Regions from separate parts of the Homo sapiens genome. Here region 1 is linked to region 2. Evidence: read pairs that join two places in POLR2A ChIA-PET (ENCODE). Cell type or tissue: OCI-LY7. All regions are shown on one strand.

The links. ChIA-PET counts read pairs that join two places held together with the same protein. Peaks named below come from ENCODE experiments on the same cell type or tissue, not always from the same donor. Only the 100,000 strongest peaks of a DNase experiment are listed, where the experiment ranks them.
Region 1: POLR2A ChIA-PET joins it to region 2 with 12 read pairs; 2 of 35 experiments call an interaction of 5 or more read pairs at or near these places.

What each region holds. Positions count from the first base shown.
Region 1 is chr9:90,054,523-90,062,522 of GRCh38, reverse strand. No RefSeq gene overlaps it. Among named protein-coding and RNA genes, the nearest start is that of MIR4290HG, 17 kb to the right of the region's middle. RefSeq lists enhancers at 1-286, 1,092-2,291. In OCI-LY7, no CTCF peak of the experiment used is centred here; no DNase peak of the experiment used is centred here.
Region 2 is chr9:91,707,759-91,715,758 of GRCh38, reverse strand. No RefSeq gene overlaps it. Among named protein-coding and RNA genes, the nearest start is that of MIR3910-2, 75 kb to the right of the region's middle. RefSeq lists a silencer at 1,083-1,132. In OCI-LY7, no CTCF peak of the experiment used is centred here; DNase peaks (open chromatin) are centred at 1,348 and 3,548; H3K4me3 peaks cover 1,252 bases; H3K27ac peaks cover 1,327 bases.

The DNA.
Region 1 (8,000 bases), 1.7 Mb after region 2:
GATCATCTGGTTTGAATAATTTCAATGTGTTTCAGGTACAGGCTTTGCCTTGAGTTGTCTGGTCCCTGGTCTTCAGGTAATTAAGGCAGAAGAAGATTGGCTAGAGTGTATGAGCAAGATTGGGCTCTGGATTGGTTCTTTTGCATGAGAAAGGCACACTCTTGGGAAGTGTTTGCTACCTCTTAGCTGACTCTAGAAATTCTCTCCACAGTCAGCAGGACCCCTGAATCCAGAGCATTAAGACTACAGAAAATAAGAGACTATAATGAATACAGGAAGGCTTAGCAGAGACAATGATTTGGACTTGAAGGAGTATGTGGCCTAGAAAGGTAGAGAGATGATTCTATGCCAAGTAAAAGCGCAAAAGGCCTGTCTGAGAAAGATGACAGTGAGTGCAGGATAGGGAAGAGGTAGGTGGCAGGAACTGTCAGCTGCTTGCTAAGAGCTATGCAGCCACTCTTGTGGTGGCCAGCTAAGGCAGACAATGATAGAAGGTGGAGCCAAGGACCTTCAATCCATTGTTGAATTCCAAAAAGAAATGTGTACCTTCTCATTCCAGACTCCAAGTTCTACGACATAGCAAGCTGCCCTCTTACTGAAAGCAGTTAGTTCCAAGCTTCTCTGACATGTGAGCCAAAAGCACTGCAGACTGATACAAGGCTGGTGTAATGAAGGCAGAGGGCTGGCCAGACTGGCCATGTCTACCAGAATACCAAGCTGAAGGGCAACAGGAAGAGCCATGATCATAACATTTTAAAGAGATGACTTAAGATATTGCATAATATTTAAAATATGCATATATTTAATAATTCTTATAAAATATATAATAAATTGCATATGTAACAATGCATAAAATGGACTCAAGGGGAAATAGAATCAAGAAAAATATCAAATAGAAAGTAACTAAACTCATGAATGGATGAGCATCCAGATTGTGAAAATAAAGAAGAAAAGAGAAGTCTAAGAATGTTTTAATAGAGTGGCCACTGCACTTGGCAACATTGGATGCAGCACTGAGAAGGTAAGCTACTTGGAACTCCCATGACCAGGACAGTAATGGTGCCTTACAGCGAGAGCTGTCAATAAAACAGGCATGGCAGAGCCATCCAGACCCCAGCAAGCACATGCAGCCTGTGACTCAGGTCTTTGTGCAAGCTGACAAGCTGCTGTTCACAGACAGAAGTCTGAATATTACTTGCCATAACAGATGAAACAAATCTTTCACTCATGAAAAAAAAAAAAAAAGAAGAGACTATTTTTGAGATTTGATGATAAATATATTTTTGAAGTAAGGAACTTGGGTTTCTAGAGCAGTGATAATGCCATCTGATATTTTTTCTTACCACAGCCATGTTTGGTTATTATTATTCTTCACAACTTAATTATGAAGAAATGAAGGCTTAAAAAGTTCAAGTACAATTTACTTGTGTTCACACAACTGGAAGTTATAGAGCTGGTAGCTACAAACACATGTTTACTATAAAGACAAACAAGCGGGGGGGGGTGATGTTTTAAACTAAAAGTCTTTTTATTTCTTTAATCTGGCCTCAAAATCTTCACCTACTATTTAAATAATGTTAAAAGCTCCTCCTGAATTAGCCAGTAACTAATTTTACTCCAGTATTTATAAATAGATCTGACAATTTTTACCAGTTTGGAAAATAGAGCAGAACAGATAATCTCTATAAACACAGGGATTAACTTTTTTTTTTTAATCTTTACTGCAGGACCTGGATCAAAAGTTCCCATGAATTTAGGGTACTACATTTCAGAGAAGAGTTGGAAAAGAGCGCTTGCAAAAATGTGGGTGATATGGACCTCGACAGGCAGGTATGGAATGTGGATTTATAGGCTGTTGCTCACCTTAAGACTCCCAGAGTGGAATGTGAACCCAACTCACACAGCGGTCAGGTTAGTGACACTGGCAAACAGCCCTGACCCCACCCATGGCACACAGCACTGGGGGTTTTCTCCACGTGGATCCATGCCTGGATGGGACCAGAGACTGTCATTCACTTCATCTAGATCGGCCACCTCCTGAAGCTCTGTTCAAGGTAAGCATCGTGTCACGCTGGGCAAGTACAGCTCATCCTCTTTGCTCCTTTCTGGTGGTGCGAGGGATCTCCTGCCTGGGCAGGAAGGGACTCTGTCTTCACTGTGCATCATATATGATCCTTGCTCAGGTATGGGTCCTGGTAAAACACCAAGGAGAAGGCATCCAAAGGAGTTCTGTGATCCACATTCTTCGAGCACGGGCCACTGACCACCAATATCTACCAACTAAAATGCAGGGCACGAAACCCTGAGTGAACAAAAGACAGAACACCTTTTTATAAGGAAAGACGATTCAAAGGCCCTTTTCTAGATTAACCATGTTAAATCAGTGTATGTCCTTCAGAATATAAAACAGATAGCTCTGAATATTGATTTTTAAAATATCATCCTCCAAGCAGCTTTTCAAGGTGGCTGGCCTCACTCTCTGCCTTGTTTCTAATTGTGCAATGTCCTCATTCCCAGAGCTGCCCCAGGGAACCTGTGCTCCTCCCCACTCCAATGCATTGCTTGAAGGCTTCCATAGCACTTGACGGAAAGAACATCCCCCTCCCCACCCGAGACCCTCTCCTAGTGGGCTCCTATAATCCCCCAGTGGCTCCAGCCTTAAGCAACCCGAGACATTGCCTGATCCCTGGCTCCAGCAAAGCCACACGGGACCAGTACTATAGAGGACTCTGTTTCCTGAACCCAGAGGAGTGTTCTGCCATAAGACCCAGATGGTCGCTGCAGCCTCCTGCCTGGCTTGTGGGTCAGATCCTGCCTGATATAATGTGTCTAAATCAAAGCTTAGTTCCCAGGTGCCTGCTATCAGATTTGCCCATTTTAGTCCTACGTTTTCTGGGTCAGCCGGATAATGGACCTCATTTACCGGTTGGTTATTACCGCTTGGCTTCATCAGGCCATGCATTTGCTTCCTGTGACTGCTGTAGCACCTTACCACAAACTGGGCGACTTCACCGAAATGCACTCTGTCATACTCTGGAAGCCAGATGTCTGCAGTCAAGATGTCAGCAGGACCATGCTCCCCTGAAGGCTCTGGGGAGGACCCTTCCCTGCCTCTCCCAGCCCCTCCACGCTCCCTGTGTCAGCATCATCCCCTCTCTGCCTATCTTCACATGGCCATCGCCTCCCGCGTGTCTGAGTCTTCAAGTCTCTCCTTGCAAAGACACCCATCATTGGAGGCAGAGCCTGCTGTAATCCAGTATGACTTCATCTTAACTTGGTTACATCTATGAAGACCCCGTTTCTAAGTCAAGTCACATTCACAGGTACTGGGAGTTAGGACTTGAACCTACATTTTTGGGGAACTCAGTTCAGCCCGTTGCAGGCTACATGCCCCTGGCCTGGCCTAGGGAGCTGGAACCACTGTTTGCTGTGTGCTATGTAAAGCCATCTGCTAGCGTATCAGAGATCCATGCAGCCCTCTCCGCCAACAAATCAGGAGGGGCTATGTGGATGGGACAGATTTTGTCACTGTTTTTTGTTGTTGTTGTTTATTTCATTCCACTCACTGTTTTTATTTTTTTAGAGGGAGGAATGGGAGGAGGTGGAGGTCGGGATGACCTCTCTGGGCTAACCCGGGCTGCCCTCATGTCCCTCAGTTCCTGGGACCCAATGTGGAACCCCTGATAGCTGCGGCTGGAAATCCAGGCTGGTCGTGGGCCTGAACCCCACCCCTGGGCAGATCATAGCCATGGTCCCTGCAGCCACTCTCTGCCACCTTCACTCTGGGGATGAAGTGCAGATTCCAGGATGGGAGCCGGCCCTCATCATGACCACCATCATGGACTGTCTAGGCCCTCAGCCCTGGAGCAGTTTCTCCCAAACTCTCAGATAATAAAAATCCACTGTGGGACTCAAACAAACAAACAAGCAAACAAACAGAATAGGACGTCATGACTCATAACCTCCCAGAAGGAGCTGGGTGCTGTTTATGTTGGCATTTCTTCTCGTGATTCTCCTCATCCATGACTTTGGAACCACTCTTAAAGGAGCCTTGCACCATCTGATATGGTTTGGATGTCCCACCCAAATCTGATGTTGAATTGTAATCCCCAGTGCTGGAGGTGGGGCCTGGTAGGAGGTGTGTGAGTCATGGGGTTGGATCTCTTATGGCTTGGTACTGAGCTCCTGATAGTGAGTTCTCAAAAGATCTGATCATTTAAAAGCGTGTGGCCTCTCCCCACTCCCTCTTGTTCCTGCCTTCCTGATGTGATGCGCAAGCTCTCACTTTGCCTTCTGCCATGAGTAAAAGGTCCCTGAGGTCTCCCAAGAAGCGATGCCTGTGCTACGCTTCCAGTGCAGCCTGCAGAACCATAAGCCAATTAAACCTCTTTTCTTATAAATTACCCAGTCTCAGATATTTCTTTGTAGCAATGCAAGAATGGCCTAATACACTATCCTAAGGCCTGGGCTTCTGTTCAGTGTCACCCAGCCAAACTTTGTTTCTAAGTGATTGGAGTTTAGTCACAATAACAGCAACACCCACTCCAATAGACCATTCCTGCTGCCCAGGGCCTGTCCTGGTGCCCAACTATGGCTCTGATTTTGTGAGTGGGCCTAGGGCTTCTAATGACTGTTGAGCTCAGAATTAAAAGTGGAGTCTGGGGTGTGTGTCTGCATGCATGTGTATGTGTGCATGTGTGTGCATTCAAGAGTGTGTGTGTGCATTCACAGGTGTTTCATTAATGACCCTGTCTGACACGAGACGGGGGAGATGAAGACTGAAACAAAAGTAAGACAACCATAGTCACCCACTGCAGCCTGCTGGGGAAAGGGTGGTTTATCTCCAGGTTACTTGTCCTGTTATAAAATAAAATCCCACTGGGGGGGGATTTGGAGACCCCTGAGGCCCTGGTCTGGAAGGAGAAATGGACTGACATGGAGAGTTAAACTCCTGTGCCCAAGAGGTTAATGGCAACATAGGAACCTCTGGAGCAGAGAAGAGAGCAGCAGGGTTTGTGTGCAGTGGAGACTGTCCCATCAGCAGTCTGCTGGTGGACTGGGACCAGAGACACTGTGTTGGCCTTCCTTGCATGGAAGAGTAAATGCTGGTCTCCTGAGAGTGGAGAAAGCCGTTCCGTGTGCCTCTGGGGAGGGTTGCCTCATCAAACACAGATGTCCCTGCCTTGTGAAGCCTCCACTTAAGATTTTTAGACTTTAGGTGGTGCGAAAACGACATGGCATTCCATAGAAAACATTCTTTGAGTACTCATACAAACATTCTATTTTTCACTTTCAGCTTAGTATTCAATAAGTTACATGAGATACCAACACTTTATTATCATATAGCCTTTGTGTTAGGTGACTGCCCATGGTAGGCTAATGTAAGTGTTCTGAGAACGTTTAAGGTTGGCCAGGCTAAGCTAGGAAGGCCGGTAAGGTAGGTATATTGAATGCACTTTCCACTTATGATATTTTCAACTTATGATGGGTTTATCAGGAAGTGACACCATTGTAAGTCAAGCAGTGCATATTGGAATTTTGCGTGGAACACACCTATACAAAGACATTATGCCTTATCTATCTGGAATTCACATATCTGCCACCCTACCTGTAAGGTCCCCCAGGACATGTCAAAGACAGCCTGTGGGTGGGTACAGCCCATTCTCCTCCTCCCACTCCAGCATCCGTGGAGACCACCAGGATGGTGTGGGAACCAATTCCATTAGACTCTCCAGATACCCAGAGCTTCAACACATTTAGTATTAATAGGGGGAGAACACAAGAGGGAGAGAAAACAAACCCTGTCCAGTACCAGGCATCTCACTAAGTGAGACACCCAGCATCTCAAGAAGTCCTCCCTCGGAAGACCCCTAAGCAGAAGTGGGGAAACGAAACCTCTGCGGTAGGAGGGGATTAAGTTATTTGTCAAAGCTCACATCATTAGTAAGCAACACAGGTGAGGAAGGGGCTCAGGGTGTCTCACCTCAATTGTTTTACTCCATGACCAACCTCACTTGTCTACCACATTTCTTCTTGAGTTGCCAGCACAATGTTCCCACTCTCCAAGTGGCCCAGGTTGAAGGCTAGCTGAGGTCCTAGCTCTTGCTGTCCCCTGTCCATCATCCATTGCTGACCAGCATCCCAGGCATAGACATAGTGGAGAGAGTCTCTGTCTTCAGCAGTGGGAGAAGCAGTACATGTTGAAAGGGTGCTTTAATGGGAATATACAGAATTACTGGATGAGAACAGGACAAGCAAGTAACAGTGTTGTAGGAAGGCATGATGGAAAGATTTTCTGAAGATCTGATGTTTATGCTGAGCCTCAAAATTGACTAGGAGTTACTTGGGCCAACACCTGAGGGAAGGGGCATGGGAAGCCTGAGATATAAGGAGCAGCAGGTGCAAAGGATTGATAGGGGTAGGGGAGCCATGGTATATTCCAAGAGCAAGGCCAAGGTGGCTGAGACAAGGAGGGAGGACCTAGTGGCCAGGGATGAATTAGAGCCTCAGGGTTGAGGTTCCTGATGCTGGATTTTATTCTTAGTAGAATAGAGCCCGGAAAGCTTATAGTTGCCCTCTAGCGCCGAGGCAGGCTGCCTGGGTTGGCTGCATTTTCAGAGCTTCTGTATTAGTCTGTTTCACGCTGCTGATAAAGACGTACCTGAGACTGGGTAATTTATAAAGAAAAAGAGATCTGATGGACTCACAGCTCCACATGACTGGGGAGGCCTCACAATCATGGCGGAAGGTGAGGGGAGAACAAAATCACATCTTACATGGTGGCAGGCAAAGAGAGAAATGAGAACCAAGCAAAAGGGGAAACCCCTTATAAAACCATCAGATCTTGTGAGATGTATTCACTACCACGAGAACAGTGTGGTGGAAACTGTCCCCATGATACAGTTATCTCCCACCAGGTCCCTCCCACAACATGTGGGAATTATGGGAGCTACAATTCAAGATGAGATTTGGGTGACGACACAGCCAAACCATATCAGCTTCCCAACTTTCCATGTCTTCCTCCAGGGCCACCTGACAGGGTCTCCCAGCTATGACCTCCCACGTACCTTGGAGCTCCTGGCTGAGGGTCCTGGGCTGGCCTCTGACAGAGTCCCTGGAGCCCATCCCTATAACCTGTCCTGCCCCAGTGAGAAGGCTTCTGCCCCATGCTGGGTCACTGTCTCCTGCAGGTTCTGAGACGTATTCCTACCTTGTGCCTAGGCCTAATGTCTGATTAACCCACCCTCCTTCTGGAAAGCATCTCTAAGACTCACAGAATATCTGTCAATTTTGCATTTTTCAGAACAGAGAAGAGGAGAAAAGTAAAGAGAATTCCCCAGCTGGTTCAACATGATTCCTGGCAGAGCAGTCTTTCTAAGGAGGACAGATAGGACCATGGGCCACATAGTTACTTTTGGAAAGAGCTGTCATTGCCTGGAAGCTGGTGGCAGGATGGACTCAAAATCCCAGCAATACCATTTGCTTGTTGGATGATTTCCCAGAAATTATTTATTTTCTCTGTGGCTCATTCTCCCCACCTGTAAGACAAGGTCAACTACAATGCCTACTGCACAGGGCTGTTTTGAGGACTGAGGGCAATAAGCCAAGTGTAGCCTTTAGCACAGTCCTGGCCTGTGGTCTGCACCCATTAGACATTAACCTGGTATGAACTGGGAGCTGGCTCTACCCTAAGCCTCACATGAGGGTGAAAGACAGTAGAACAGGGGCTCCAACACTTCTATATTGTCCTGGTCATCAAATGGAGTGGAATGTACATCCTTCAGGAGAAGGCTGCAGTGGAGAACAGGATAGTGGGAGGTTGGGTCTTAGAGGAAGGGGAGATGAGAACTGCCATGCAGGGGCAAGAAAGCAGGACATTGGAGAAAAGAGATGTTGGATGTGTGAAACCTTAGCCCCTCAATTAAAAAACAAGAATCACAGAAGTGTGAAGGAAAGTGAAGAGGCTGAGTTCTGGATCCTGGCTATTCAGTCCATGATAT
Region 2 (8,000 bases):
ATATCTGAGGAAAACATTACTTAGATGAAAGGATTGCAGTCACAGAGAAAGTTCTATGAATAGTTTATGAATTCTCATCAAATGCCCTTCATTTATTTATTTGTCCACACAGCCATTCAACAAATGCTTCTTGGGCACAGGCTGGGTTCAGTGGTGAACAAGCTGGGGAACACCATCCCTACTCTCTGGAGGCAGGTTATTAAACAGGAAATACTGTAAAAAACAAAACAAAACAAAACAAAAAACAAAAACAAAAAACAGAATAGGTCTTCCTGAGAAAGCAGTATTTGCTGAGTGATGCCTCAGCCAGAGCGCAGCTGTGGCAGCTGATGAGGCCCACGCTCATAGCATTAGATAAAGGGCGAAAGCCTGCCGCCTCCATCGTGGGCACACCAGGACATCTGGTACCTGCGTTCCTCTGCAGCTTGTGATTCCCAGTGGCTGCACTCTTTCTTTGGAGGCAGAGCTCTTCCTTCACCTGAAGACTCTATCTTTCCTCAGTCGCAGAGCCCAAGACCCCCACGGTTCTGCCAAGACCCTCATAGTTCTGCCTGGGAACTTGGGTTGGGAAAAAAAAAATCACTAACCTACATTTCATTCAGAACTGCGATGTAGCATTTCCCTTATTATACACATAGGGAAAAAACCCAGAGACGTATTGCTATTATGGGTGGCTGGTCGCCACTAAACACTGGTTATTTTCATGTCACTTTGCAGTTGTGGCCGATACTAGAAATTCTATTTCGCTCATCACTGCTTGACAATAACACACATTATTGGGCCCGCTGCAAAATCTTGTTATTGAGTTAATACAGAAGCACACAAATGATAACACATCCCAATGTTATTTTTTAAATATTTTGATAATTTTAATATTAGATGTTATCTTTGAAGTTTGTGTTTTATTTTTTGTGTTATGAAATTATACCCTGAGAAGAGACCCAAGTCCAAATGGGTCCAAGGTGCAGAAAAGGTTAGGGGCCCTGGAATGACCTGTCTTCCTCTGGGACCACTCCCCCGCATGCTGGAACCCCCGGGCGGGCGCGGGTCCTTAGCTCAGGTCCTCCCTTCATACGCTCGCTACGGCTCCGCCTCCTCCTGGCCTCGGGCGTGCTCCAGACCTCCCCGCAGGCGCCTCCCCGCCCACCCCTGGCTCCTCGCCCTACCCAGTTGGGTCCGGCGAGAGGGAGGGGTCCGGCGAGAGGGAGGGGTCCGGCGAGAGGGAGGGGTCCGGCGAGAGGGAGGGGTCCGGCGAGAGGGAGGGAGGTCTCTCTATCGACCTACAGTTCTCATTCTGTTTTGCCAAGTGTACGCCAAGAAGGACATGGCGCCGCGTAAAAGCAGGAACGACGTCTCCTGGGCTGAACAGGAGCACAAACTGTTCTGAAAGGGTTTTTTTTTTTTTTTTTTTCGGAGTAAATGTTGATTCGCTGCTGTTCTTGCTTGGGAGCTGGTGCCTGTCTGCTGTGCTCGCGGGCTCTGAATTTTTAATTTTAAAATTAAAAATATTTAAATTTTAATTTAACTTTAAAATTGAAGTTTAATTTTTTAAAAAATATTTTTTAATTTCAAAAATTTAATTTTTTTATAATTTCAGGTAAATTTTCTTCAAGTTTTAATAACGCAGTAAGAGTAAACTTCTAGTTACCTAAAATAGTTTTCAATGTGAACTTCATTCGCTTAACATAAATGTTACGTTTCTCTCCTACAAAATACAATTGACCATGTTCACAAGGGTTCTCTTTCTTTTTTCCCTAAAAGTAATTTTAGTTCACAGCCAGAAAAAGGTCCTTCAGTTTAAGAAGGGGGGGGGGGGGTAGCATAAATACCAGTCCCTGGACAAATGTGTGTGTCGAGGTACGTGAAAGCCACAGATGGAGAAAGTCAGTCCCCACCTGCGAAGGTGGCATCGTGGGAGGTGAGGTCCCTAAGGCAGGGTTTCTCCCTCTTGTGTTCACTGCTGGTCCCCAGCACAGAGAGGCGCTCCATAAATAATTGTTCCCACACACAGATACACACTCATATACACATATACTATACACACACCACGTTCCATACACACTACACATATTCATATATAAGAGCTGCTCTCTGCTGGCACGGAGGTCCATGGACGGGGTGGGAGGAGACTCACGTGTTGTGGGGGCTCCCTCTCTAAGGCAAGTGGTCCCATAAAAGCGAGCAACGCTTTTCTTTTTTAATTTCAGGTAAATTTTCTTCGAGTTTTAGTTATTATGCAGTAAGAGTAAACTTCTAGTTACCTAAAATAGTTTTCAATGTGAACTTCATTAGTTTAACATAACTGTTACATTTCTTTCCTACAAGATACAATTGACCATGTTTACAAGGGAAAGTGATCTGGTAAAAGCTGGCTTTATTATGTGGGTTCTATAAATATGCAAACTCATTGCACATGTAGTGTTCCCTTTTAACAAATTGTATTAACTTGATTATCCCTTCGGGATTTTTTTTTTTTTTTTTTGCTGAAATAACCTAGTCTATATAAAAACCCAATCTCTTCCTTGTATGTGCAAGAAAACTAAAGTGCTTATTAGGAAAGCTGCGTGTTTAATATACTGTGGCCAACACGATTATTTGGAACAGCATTTTTTGGTTAAATTGTGGGTGAAATGCTCTATCCCAAATGCAGACATGCGGTATTAGAGACTAGACCACAGAAATCCCGATGGTCAAACTGATCCGATGTGAGATTATTAGATTAACCTGGACCACAGATGGAGATCTCAGTCTGCTGGAGGCCTGGTGCTATTCTGGGCACAGGGATGGGGCAGAGAACCAAACAGACACATGAAGGGAAGGGAAGTACATTCTACAGGGTTGGGAAGCTCAGTTCCCTGAGGAAAACGCAGCTGGTGAGGGGGATTCCTTGGCCTGAGTGGGTAGTTTAAAGAGTCTGGTCGGAAAGCCTTTCCACTAGTCATCAACTGTGCCTCTAAAAATCACTGTAACTAAGAATCATCTAAAAAGGTGTCTGCACCTGAACCCGGTGATGGCTTCTTCATCCTCTTTAACTGCAAACAAAAATGTGCAGGCTACAGCAGCACAGGCAGCTTATTTGCCAAGAGAGTGTAACATAAAACTGAGAAAGTCACTCTCATTATTTAAAAAAAAAATGCATCTCTGAAAACTGTAACTTCCCAGTTAGTGAAGTTAGGATCTCAGGATCATAGAAAGCGGGAAAAATGACTGGTGGTGAGTCATTTGGATTTGTATGGGAGACAAGAAGCCACTCTTAATCCACATGATTAGCCACACCGGAACCCTTAATTGTCCTTCAAGCAGAAATGAAGGAACTGGGAGAAATGCCACTAGAAAATGAATTCTAATTAATTCATTCATCCAGATCCTTCTCTCTTTTCCCTAAAAATAATTCTAGTCACAGCCAGAAAAAAGGGCAGGAAAGCAGTTTAAAGTGGGGGGTGTAAATACCAATCGGTGGAGAAACCTGCGTGTTGAGGCATTCTCAGAGTGAAAGCCACAAATGGAGGAAGTTGGTCCCCAACTGCGAATGGCATCATGGGAGGTGACGTCCCCAGAGCAGGGTTTCCCCCTCTCTTGTGTTCACTGCTGGTGAAGAGCGTAGGTGCTCCATAAATAATTGTCCCCACACACATACACAGATACTCATACACATACACCACACACACAATTTCACACACACCACACATACCACACACACACCCATACACATACACCACACACACACCCCACACACATTCCACACATACCCATACACATACACACCACACACATTCCACACAGACACCACACATACCACACACACACCCATACACATACACCACACACACAACCCACACATATTCCACACATACCCATACACATACACACCACACATACACATACACCACACACACCCACACCCACACACACGTTCCACACACACCACACACACTCATACACACACACCACACATACACCACACACACCACACACTCATACACACTGCACACACCCACACCCCCACACACATTCCACACACACCACACACACTTACACACCACACACACCTTCAGCACCATACAGACTCATACACACATACACCACACACAGACACGTATTCTGCAAACACCACACACATTCACACACACACCATATACACATTCACATGCACACTTATACACACACACCACACACACCACACACATCTTGCACACACCACACACATACACACCACATCAACCCACACCACACACACACTACACACACACACCTCATATACCAGAGACACATACATAACATATACACACCACACATTTCACACATACCATACACACCGCTCACATATCACACACGCCACATACACATCACAGATAACACACACACCTTGCACACCTCGCACACAAATTACACACACACACCACACATACAGCACACACATGTGCACACACACAAACACTCCAGAAACACCACACATCACATACACAACTCACACACCATCCACACATACACCACACACCTCACACAACCTCACACATACCACAAACACCACACACACACCTCACATACCACACACATACACCACACACATCACACACCACACACCGCAAACATGCACCACACACACACCTCACATACTACACACATCACACACACCATACACATACACTCCACACACATATCACATACATACACTCCACAAACACCAAACACACACCTCACACACACACACCACACACAAACACATACACACCATACACACCTCACACAAAAACACACATCACACAAACATACATATATACATACATTCCACACACAAACCAAACACATCATATACACAAATGCACATACACAGCACATATACCACACACACACAAACCACACAACACACACACACCAGACAAACCCTACACACACCACCCACACATCACACACCACACACCACACACACACAGACACACGCACACAAGTTTCTCTTCTACCCCAAGGAGTGCAATTATTTGTTCACTGGTTTTCTTTCTAAAAATCCTCATTGTGAATTTCTGGTAAATAAAATTCTCCACCTCTAAATTTTTTAGCATTTAGGCTGTTTCTAAACTGTTGCTCTTCTAATGTCATAGTGAACATTCTTGTGCACCAAACATTAACCTGCCACCTTACCTGACTTAGCCGAGTGTGGGCTCGATGGTTGCAGTTACCATCTTTGTGTGTTCTTGCGGTGCCAGCGTGATCCTATCTGCTTTTCTTGTTCTCTGCGTCTTACCTTTATTTACCTTTGTTTTGATTTGTTTTTTGATACTGTTTTGCTTTTCTCGAACTCAAGTTGATTTTCTTCTCACAATCTATGTCCACAGATGGAAGTCAGGGGAACAAAGTTTCGTGTTTCACCGGAAGCCCCTCCTTTCTCCCCCTAACTTGGCTTCAAGTGCAGCCAAGTAATAAAGCCCTCACACAAGGCTTTGTGGTCACAGGTCTTGGTGACCGTGCGCATGAATTCACATGTGCAGAAGAAAAGTAAAACACTTTTCCTGCACTTCCCTCCTACCATGAAGTTAAATTATTGAACTTTTGAAGGCGACTTCTCTTACACCAAGTAAAAATGTCTGCATTAGTTTTCATTTGGATTAAAAAGTAGGACACCAATACTGATACGGGATGAAATGGGGTGCATGTTGGGTGCTGGTGCTCTGTCAGAAGTTAATCCTTCCGTGAGTTCCACTGCCAAATGCCAGGTGACCATCTGCCAAAGCCAGACACTAGAGTGGTGAGGACACGTTTCAATCAGAATCAGTAACTTTTTTTTTTTTTTTTTTCGAGACAGAGTCTTACTCTGTCGCCCAGGCCAGGCTGGAATGCAGTGACACAATCTTGGCTCACTGCAACCTCCGCCTCCTAGGTTCAAGGGATTCTCCAGCCTCAGCCTCCCAAGTAGCTGGGATTACAGGTGTACGCCACCACACCCAGCTAATTTTTGAATTTTTAGTAGAGACGGGGTTTCACCATGTTGGCCAGGCTGGTCTCAAACACCTGACCTCAGGTGATCCACCTGCCTCGGCCTCCCAGAGTGCTGGGATTACAGGCATGAGCCACCGCACCCGGCCTCAATTAGTAACTATTGGTAATAGGAGAAAATCCAGCATGAACGCATCAATCTGAACAGAAGTGACCAGGCATTTTAAAGGGAGGATGAGGGACTAGGGAGTGGGTGAGTAGGGGCTCAGTGGAGCCAGGGAAGTAAAAAATTACAGAGAGCTGGGAAGGCGGCTCTGGTCCATGTGAAACCCATGTGGATTTGCTAACTAACTGACACATATCAAGATTAGGCTCCTGTCTGCCCACAGAGGCTGGGAGACCCTGCTTGAAGGCCCTACCTTCAGGTGTTGGCTGGAATAAACTAAATTCTTTTGGCAGCCTTGAGTTTTCCTAGGCAGGCACATTATGGGTGCTAGGGATATAGCTGTGAGCTATTAGAAACTATGTTAGAGTTTATTGGGGCCTGGTTGAGAAGGGGCTCAAAAGAGACTGTTTAGAGTTTGGCCAAGGAAGAATTTTTGTCACTTGCCTGAGGCCAAAAAGATTGATTAAAAATACAACAACAACAACAACAACAAACAACAACAACAAGAGGTGGGTTACTGTTAGTTAATCAGAAATAGTAAGGTCAGAAATATTCAGAGATAATGAAGGGGTCCATGTTTTGATAAAAGGCCATGAAAAGTCATGGAAGCCACAACTAGTCCACACCAAGCTTGGCAGATAGATGTGTAGAGCAGCAGCTCCCAGGATGAATAGCCACTGTGGGAACATTAAATGCAGCTTTCAGAAATTGAAAGAGCAAGTCAGAAAAAATATCTGCAAACATTTCGTTCTGAAGGACACAATCCCTCAGCTTGGTCTAATTAGGCAGACTGATAACCTTGGTTCATACACATAGTATCAAGTTTTTCTTATAGCACATTTTTAATAATCAATCATGTACTTAACAACGAAGTAAGCCTTATTAAAATCCCCAAAGTAGAAACTTTACAAACTGTTTTTGCTGACCATAATTCCATAAATCTTTTTGTTGTTGTTGTTGAGACAGGGTCTTGCCCTGTCACCCAGGCTGGAGTGCAGTGGCATGATCTCTGCTCACTGCAACCTCTGCCTCCCGGGTTCAAGGAATTCTCATGCCTCAGCCTCCCCAGTAGCTGGGATTACAGGCATGCACCACCACCACCTCTGGCTAATTTTTTTTGTATTTTTATTAGAGACAGGGTTTCACCATGTTGGCCAGGCTGGTCTTGAACTCCTGGCCTCAGGTGATCCTCCCACCTTGGCCTCCCAAAGTGCTGGGATTACAGGCACAAGCCACAATGCCTGGCCCGTAAATCTTAATATGACCAGAAAAATAACTACTTCCAGTCAGGTGCGGTGGCTCACGCCTGCAATCCCAGCACTTTGGGAGGTTGAAGCAGGTGGATCACCTGAGGCCAGGAGTTCAAGACCAGCCTAGTCAACGTGGCAAAACCCTATCTCTCCTAAATATACAAAAATTAGCCAGGTGTGGTGGCACACACCTGTAATTCCAGCTACTCGGGAGGCTGAGGCAGGAGAATTGCTTGAACCAGGGAGGTGGAAGTTGCAGTGAACTGAGATCGCACCACTGCACTCCAGCATGGGCGACAGAGCAAGACGTTATCTCAAAAAAAATATATAATAATAACTACTTGAACACTTTTCTAGGTAAACCCTGGATCAAAGAAAAAATCAAAATCAAATGTCAAGGTATCTAGAAATTAATGAAAGAAGAATACAATTATGGAATACAGCTAAAGCTGCATTCTAAGGAAAAGTTAGAGCTTAACTACTATCTTATTTAAAAACAATAAAAAGCAAGCACAATTTATATTCACAAACAGGAAAGATCCCCAACCCCCATCCTCCTGTCCACACTGCTGTGACACTGGCTTTCAGAGCCCTTAGAGCTTCCTCAACTCTTAACTCTGTTCTCCTCTGCAATCCACCCCCATTCTTTCCTC